2 separate regions of the Mus musculus genome follow, and region 1 is linked to region 2. A link is a contact called in ENCODE POLR2A ChIA-PET data. All regions are on one chromosome and are shown on one strand. Each heading gives the region's core, a stretch centred on a gene start or an enhancer-like site at or near the end of the contact. The rest is flanking DNA. Distances are from core to core; before and after follow the strand shown.

Evidence for each region. ChIA-PET counts read pairs that join two places held with the same protein, here RNA polymerase II (POLR2A).
Region 1: POLR2A ChIA-PET joins it to region 2 with 14 read pairs in Patski. The contact joins the promoter of Nt5c3b here to the promoter of Jup in region 2. POLR2A ChIA-PET finds 5 or more read pairs at or near these places in 3 of 5 experiments (Patski and embryonic stem cell).

Annotation. Positions count from the first base shown.
Region 1 is chr11:100,438,897-100,442,405 of GRCm38, forward strand. Nt5c3b (5'-nucleotidase, cytosolic IIIB) reads right to left here and starts at 2,202. Exons shown (of 9, transcript NM_001102650.2): 1 at 2,148-2,202; 2 at 1,933-2,031; 3 at 1,289-1,358; 4 at 1,144-1,190. The coding sequence starts at 2,159. Klhl10 (kelch-like 10) reads left to right here and starts at 3,028. Exons shown (of 5, transcript NM_025727.3): 1 at 3,028-3,328. The coding sequence starts at 3,135.
Region 2 is chr11:100,396,424-100,400,038 of GRCm38, forward strand. It overlaps Jup (junction plakoglobin), which reads right to left and starts at 1,367. Exons shown (of 14, transcript NM_010593.2): 1 at 1,213-1,367. Gm12348 (predicted gene 12348) reads left to right here and starts at 1,693. Exons shown (of 4, transcript NR_132425.1): 1 at 1,693-1,714.

The DNA.
Region 1 (3,509 bases), core at 952-3,451, 43 kb after region 2:
AAAACCACTCAGGGCACAAGCCTGGGACCGAGTAAATCAAAGCCAAGCTTCTAGAGTTGGCGTCTCAGTGTTGTGCACACCCTACGGCAATGGATTCACATCCATTCGGAAGATTCTCCGAATCTGCTCCCTTATCAGAAAGTGACATCATCAAGAACATGGCATAAAATGGGGCAAAGAGCTTGGGACAAAGTCTCTATAAAACCAACACCTGCAACTCCATCAAATGACCCTGGGGCAAACGGTTCACCCTCTTTAAGCACCTGTTTTCTCACATGTTAGACAAAGACAGTAATATGGTAGGTAGTTCTCTCTACCTTTGGGAGCAGAGGGTTGTTCAGTTAGATCTGGCATCCAAGTCTCGTGCAAACCCCATAGAGAGCAGTAAGCATAGTGCTCACACACAAACTACCCATCACTGTGTCTCAGCCAATAAGGAAAAGCTGTCCTCATGGATTAAGACTAGATCCAGGGGCTGGAGAGATGGATCCGCAGTTAAGAGCACTGACTGCTCTTCCAGAGGGCTGGAGTTCAGTTCTTAGTTCCTACATCAGGCAATTCACGACTCTAAACTCCTGTGACCTCCAAGGGTATCTGTATGTCTATGTACCCCACTCACACACATACACTTTAAAATAATAAAAATAAACCCAATAAGAAAACCATATCTCCTTTACTGTAACAACTTTTAAAAAAGAATGATGGAAGAACAAAACCAAGTGAAACTAAGGAGCAAATCCAGAGTGTCTCGAATGGTTGATAAGCTTCCTCTGACCCAGACTCCCTCTGTTTTTGAGATAAGGTCTTCCTATCTATCCTTGTCTGGCTGAGACTTAATATGTAGAGCAGGTTGGCCTCGAACTCACAGAGATCTGCTGCCTCTGCCTTCTGAGTGCTGGGATTAAAGGTGTGCGCCACCAACACCCATGCAGCTTCCTTTTCCTTGCCTAAGTGACCTTGAACTCTTTCTGGAATCCAGGCAGCCTCTGAACTTGGGATCCTCCTGTCTCAGCCTCTGGGATTACAGGTCTCCCCACACTGTGTTTAAGGAACGGAGTTTCTTAAGATTTCAGTCCTGGACGCTGTGGTTCAACCCCAGAAGCATACCACAGCCATGTTTGAGCAAAGAAGGGAATGACCCACCTCTTTGCGACAATCCTCACTGATAATTTTGCTGTTATCCAGAATATCTGAAAAAAGAAAACACACACACACACAAGACTCCCTTTATTTGCTCCATAGCAGTTGTCATCTTGAGCCCTACAAGGAAAGCTAAAATGTGACTTACTGTGGGAAGAAGGGCATCGCTGTCCATTGTAAGCAAATCTGCTCAGGGTCATGTCAAAATCGGAAATCACCTAAGAGACAAAGGGCGGATGATGGTGGTTGACTAGGTTGACTGACTAGGTTGACTAGGTTGACTGACTAGGTTGACTAGGTTGACTAGGTACTGGTCTATCCTGGCCCTTGCCTCAGCCTGGGGTAGCGGAGGAAGTCTAACCAAGCTGCAGCAAAGCCTTTGCAAGGTTAGGGAGAGACAGAAGAAAGAAGGAAAAAAGTGACATCCTGTGTCAGGACACGAGTTAACCCTGAAGAAAACAAAGTCCCCCAAATGTGGGGGTGACTTTCTGTGGCATCTTTATACACTGGTTCTTTCTTAAGGTGCCTTCCGACCTTTGTGGATCTCCCTTATCTTCGACTGGGGGAGGGAGGGGGGCCTCCACCCACTTGCTTTCTAAAACCAAGCGGCAGGAAAAGGGTCACATCTGACTACTCTGAAAGTTGGCTACTGGGGGAGGTAGGCTCTTTCCCGAGGTGAACCAATCTGTTTGTCCATGACCACCCTAGGGCGCAGGCTCGCAGAGCGCGAACCCCAGTTGGCGGGAAGGCCGCAGGGCAGGCACCCTCCCGCCCTACCCCAAGCCCCGGTACCTGCAGGCGGTCTCCTCCGCCCCTGCGAAGGGCGCCCACAATTTCCTGCACCCGTCCGGGCTGCCGCATCAGGACCGTGGCCTTCATCAGGCTGCTTACCTGTCGTGAGACCCAAGAGACCCGCTGACCCGAGAGCCGCGATGGGCATCAGGACAGCTGGGTCTCTCCGCACCCGCGATCCCGCCACGCGGGACCGTCCCCGCCCGTGGCCTCACCTCCTCCGCCATCACGCCGCTGGCCTGGTGGGCGGCCCCGAAGACAGCGCCCGCCTTACAGCCACACTGCGCAGGCGTCGCCTCGCACTAGTCGCGTCGGTCTAGGAGCTGCAGGCCGTTTCCAGGCTGGCTCCGGATACTGGCAGGAGAAGCAAGAGTGGGGAGTGCGGGGGTGTGTGGGGGAAGATGGTCTACTGTGTGTGGGGGTGGGGGAACGTTGGGGGGCGAGGGGGGGGAGTACCAAGACGCTGGGGTCCTGTATGTGGGCTGGCTGTCATGAGGCTTTGGTGTGTATGGGCGCCTGTCACTCACTCTTTCTGGAACACAAATGCAATCTTTACTGGGGTTGGGGGTCACTGCTTAGTGAGAGAGTTCTTGCCTGCAGGTATGAGGCCCTGAATTTCATCCCCTGCATTGCAAAGAACAACCCACTAGGTATTCAAGTGCATTTTGGACAGGGGGTGTATCCAGGAGACACTTCCCTAACTGGCTCTTCATCAGCACCACAAGCAAAGTAAGGCAGTAAGGCATCTCAGGGGCTGGAAGACCCTGGCCAGCATGATATTTGATCAGCTCTGCTTCTGCCTCTGCACCCATGGGGAGCCCAGAGAGAGCTTTGGAAGGATGCTGCAGGGAGGTGGGGACCCAACCTGAAGATGCAACAAGCAGCAGACTCAGTAAAGGCTCAATTGTGTTGGTGGTCACAGTTCTGCCCTAGGTCTGAGGTCGAGGAAAGAGATGTGGGGTGGTCTACCTGTATGTTCTGGGGGGAGGGGGAGGAAAAGAAGGGGCAAGAAGGGGGTTCCAGAACCTGAGAGCACAATCCTGAGTGATCTCACTGCCCAGGATTCTGGAACTTGGGCTGCCTGATGGTCCCTATATGAAAGATGTAGTAGGGAAAAGGAGCGACAGCTGGCTAAAGGGGCCCCCCATAACCCTCCCCAACACCCCAGGAGAGCAGCCTCTCTCCCCTGGTCCCAAGGAGCCATGGAGATGGAGAGCACCGCTGCCTCCACCCGGTTCCACCAGCCTCACATGGAAAGAAAGATGAGTGCAATGACCTGTGAGATCTTCAACGAGCTCCGGCTTGAGGGCAAGCTCTGCGACGTGGTCATCAAAGTCAATGGCTTCGAGTTCAATGCCCACAAGAACATCCTCTGTAGCTGCAGCTCCTACTTTAGGTACACCGGAGGGGGGGGGGGAAGCTGAGCCGTGTCTCCCATCACTGAGGCTCTGTGTTTGTTTATAACTGGTTTGAGCTGTTCTCAAGTCTAAGCTTTGTAGGTTGACAGCATGCCATTGCAGCGTTAAAAAAAAAAGTTGGACAGACCTGATCCTACACTCTAGATAAGGCTCCGAAAG
Region 2 (3,615 bases), core at 117-2,616:
ACAGATACTTAGCAGGCCTCATATAAGGGGGTGTGATGGTCTCCGGAGGAGGGGGAAGGAAGAAGACACTTCCCCTTTCAGCAACGCCCCCACCCCACCCCCATTGGTCCCTACCTCAGGCCTTAGGGGCCTGGCAAACAGGATGGAGTTGGGGGCAGGGAGAACAGGGTCAAAGCGCACACACTGGCTACGTTCAGCTTGGAGCTGACTGGGGGAAGGGGTTTTCCTCCAAGAAGTACCACCAAGCCTAGAATCAGCTCTCAACAAGGAGACTAGAAAAATCCTAGAAAAGGCTCCCATGGTTACTTTCTCCTGGAAAGTTTGTTTGGAGTGATTTCTCAACAAGAATGGGTTGCAGAAATCAAAAGATATTGCTGTTTCCCTATCAACACTCTGGAAACCACAGCTACTAAAAACTGGGCGAGTGCTTCTTAAATTTTCTCTACCGGCCCAGACTCCAGGCCAAGCCACCAGTGTCAGACATCGGTAGGGCACTCAGCCCAGACCCTTCACCAGTTCCCCAGTCACCCTATCCCACCTCCGTAGGAGAAGGCATTGACCGGCGTACACTAGAGCGGAGGGAGGCGCCACAGGTCCAGCTCGGAGCTGCAGGGCAGGGCCTCCGTCTTCCAAGCGCTCACCTGCTCTGCTCAGCAGGTGGGAATTGCGTCCCTGGGAAAATGTGCACTCGGCCCCCACAGTTTGGAAAGCTGGGCGCAGACAATAGGGCCCCACCCAGGCCTGGGGGAGTAGGGAGGGAGGGAGAGAAAGCGAGGATGACGCGTGGGGTGCGGTGAGGGTGGCCCCAAAGAGACTAGGCAGCAAGTTTCCCAAACGGTAAATTCCTGTCACCGTGAGCTCCGGGACCAGGCGGAGCGGGTCAAAGTCTGCTCGGTCAGCTCCAGGGGAGAGTCAGGGACGCCGTGTTAGGCGAGCTCTGGGGCCCTGGGGGAGGCGCGAACTCCGAGGCACCTGCCCTAGTTCCTCCCCACCCTTCTCAGACCTGCGGTTCACCGAGCCTGGAGGGGCGCTCCAACCCAGATTGCTTGTCCCAAGGGTCCCGCGCCCCGGACCCCAGCGCGCCCCCTGTCGCTGGTGTAGGATGCGCTCCCTGACACCCGCCCTCACCTGCCCTGAAACCGCTGGAACCAGCCTCCCGGCCGCTTGCTGTCCCTACTCTCCCACAGTGATTCGTACCCCGATCGGGTGTACCTGAGCGTGGAGCCGGGCTGAGCCGAATCGGGGTCGGGTCTGGCCGGGAGGGAGCCGGCGCGGGCAGCGAACTGAGCTCGGCGCACTCGGGCGGCGGCTGCTCCGGACTCTGGCCAAGGCAGCAACTCAGTAACCGAACAAAAGGCAAAGGGACCTGACAGCCAAGCCACACCTCTCGCCCCCTCGAAGCTCCGCCCCCTAGGGAGACTCCCACCCTCTGAGGCTATCTCACTGGCTGCCCAGCCTGACTATCCCATCGAGGGGCGGAGCCTCGCGCCGGGACCTCTACCACGGCCGCCTCTGTTTATGCGCTCACCATTGGCCCCAGGGACTGCCACTCGACTCTGGGGTGGACGCCAACTTGAGGTCTCATCCTCACTCTGCATCTATTGGCAAATAGAAAGTTTCTTCTTTATGATTGGACAGAGGGCTGTCAGTAAGACTAAGGAAAAAGCCAATGGATCAGGTGGGGCGTGACTTGCCCCACCCTAGCCCTGAGCAGGTAAGACTCATTATTCTCCCCTTCCCCCCCTACCTGTCCAACAGGTGAGTCAGGGGGAGGCATGGGAAAGGACTGACGCCTTCACTAGCCAGCCAACTCAGCGTCAGGCTTATTCATTCTTGCCTCAACGTAGTAATAAGATGTTTGTAAAGCATTTCATAGGCTTTGTGCTGGGTTGGGATTTTCTCCCCCCTACAAAAGATGGAGTGTTCCCTGATCCCTTCTGTTTAGAATTAGCAGGCCTGGGTTTGGGTTCTCCCCTTAATCTTTGTATGACCTTAGGCTAGTTAGTGTACCTTTCACCCTGTATCTCTTCTGTAAAGTGGGTTCATTAGCTTTATCTATCTTAGGTTGGAGAGATTAAATGAAATAAGCTTTGTAGTAGCACTTAAACAGCTGAGGAATGTCAGTATTTAAACTGTCTCAGTTCGAGACAGTTCTTAAAAAGTGCTGGAGCAGCCAGGCAGTGGTGGCACTCGAGGAGGCAGAGGCAGGCAGATCTCTGTGAGTTAAGAGGCCAGCCTGGTCTTCAAAGTGGGATCGAAATGATCCATGTTAAAAGAATATTTTTAATGGGCTTGTGTGGTGCCTCAGTTGTGCAGATGTGACCACCCGAGTCTGATACCTCATGGAGGGAGACAACAGCCAAGTCTCACAGGTTGTCCTCTGTCCTCTGATCTCCCGCCTTGGCACAAGTGCCACACACATAAAAGTAAATAAAATGTAATGCGATTTTAAAACTACGCTCCAAAGAGATCACAAGACTAGGAAATATGGTACACTCTAAACTCCGACACCTTCTTTCTTTTTTTTTTTTTTTTGTTTTTGTTTTTGTTTTTGTTTTTCCAGACAGAGTTTCTCTGTATAGCCCTGGCTATCCTGGAACTCACTTTGTAGACCAGGCTGGCCTCGAACCCAGAAATCCACCTGCCTCTGCCTCCCGAGTGCTGGGATTAAAGGCGTGCGCCACCACGCCTGGGCCGACACCTTCTTTCAAGTCCCAGAGCAGAAGGGTCAGTGTGTTTTGGGGGTGGGGCGGGGGGGGGCTGGATACTGCTCCAGGGAGAAACAGACAAAGGAGATTAAATAATGATGTAAGGAAACTTTGACGGATTTGGGGGAAAATCAGACATTAGATGGAAAGAAAGGGAGCAGAGGTCTAAACCAAAGCGAGGCAGCAAGCCCCTTCAGAGTAGACAAGGCTGTTGAGCCATCCAAAAGAACTCAGTAGGTGGCCTAAGGAGCCGTGGGTATTTCTTCCTGTGGTTGATGACTGCTGTTGCGGCTGTAACATGAACCCAAGGCATGAACCAAGGTACTGAGTACCAACTGTATGCTGGGTGCCAGCCTAGACCTTGGCTGCACAGAAAATTTAAAGTATCCTAACTCTCAGAGAGCGTACAGAGTGACAAGAGGAAACAGCTTGTGTGGGTGGGAGTTGGGGGAGTGGCTGTTTAGAAAAGGACTTCCTGAAAGCGCGCACACATACACGCACACACACACACACACACACACAAACACACACACACACACACACACACGCAGGCACGCACACACATGCACCAGAGCTTACGGGCTAAAATAATTCCAGATGAAGATATCCTAACAGTATCTTTGACCACATTCCCCCAGTAGAGAAAGGAACGAGGCCTAACTTGTTGTCTTCCCGCCAATAAGTCTTCCTGGAAGGGAGAGGAAGATAGCAGCATCCCTAATCCAGTTGTAGGTGCACATGGCAAGTTGCCAGGACCGCTCCCCTCCACTGTTTCCCTGACTCCCACCCCTGCTAGCTTACCTGGGGATCTTTATCTCTATCTCATCCATGAGCCCACCTGCCTACTTGCCACACTCCACAGTGATCAGCCCAGGCCTCAGGAAGACTTCACCGTCCCAAGCTGCAG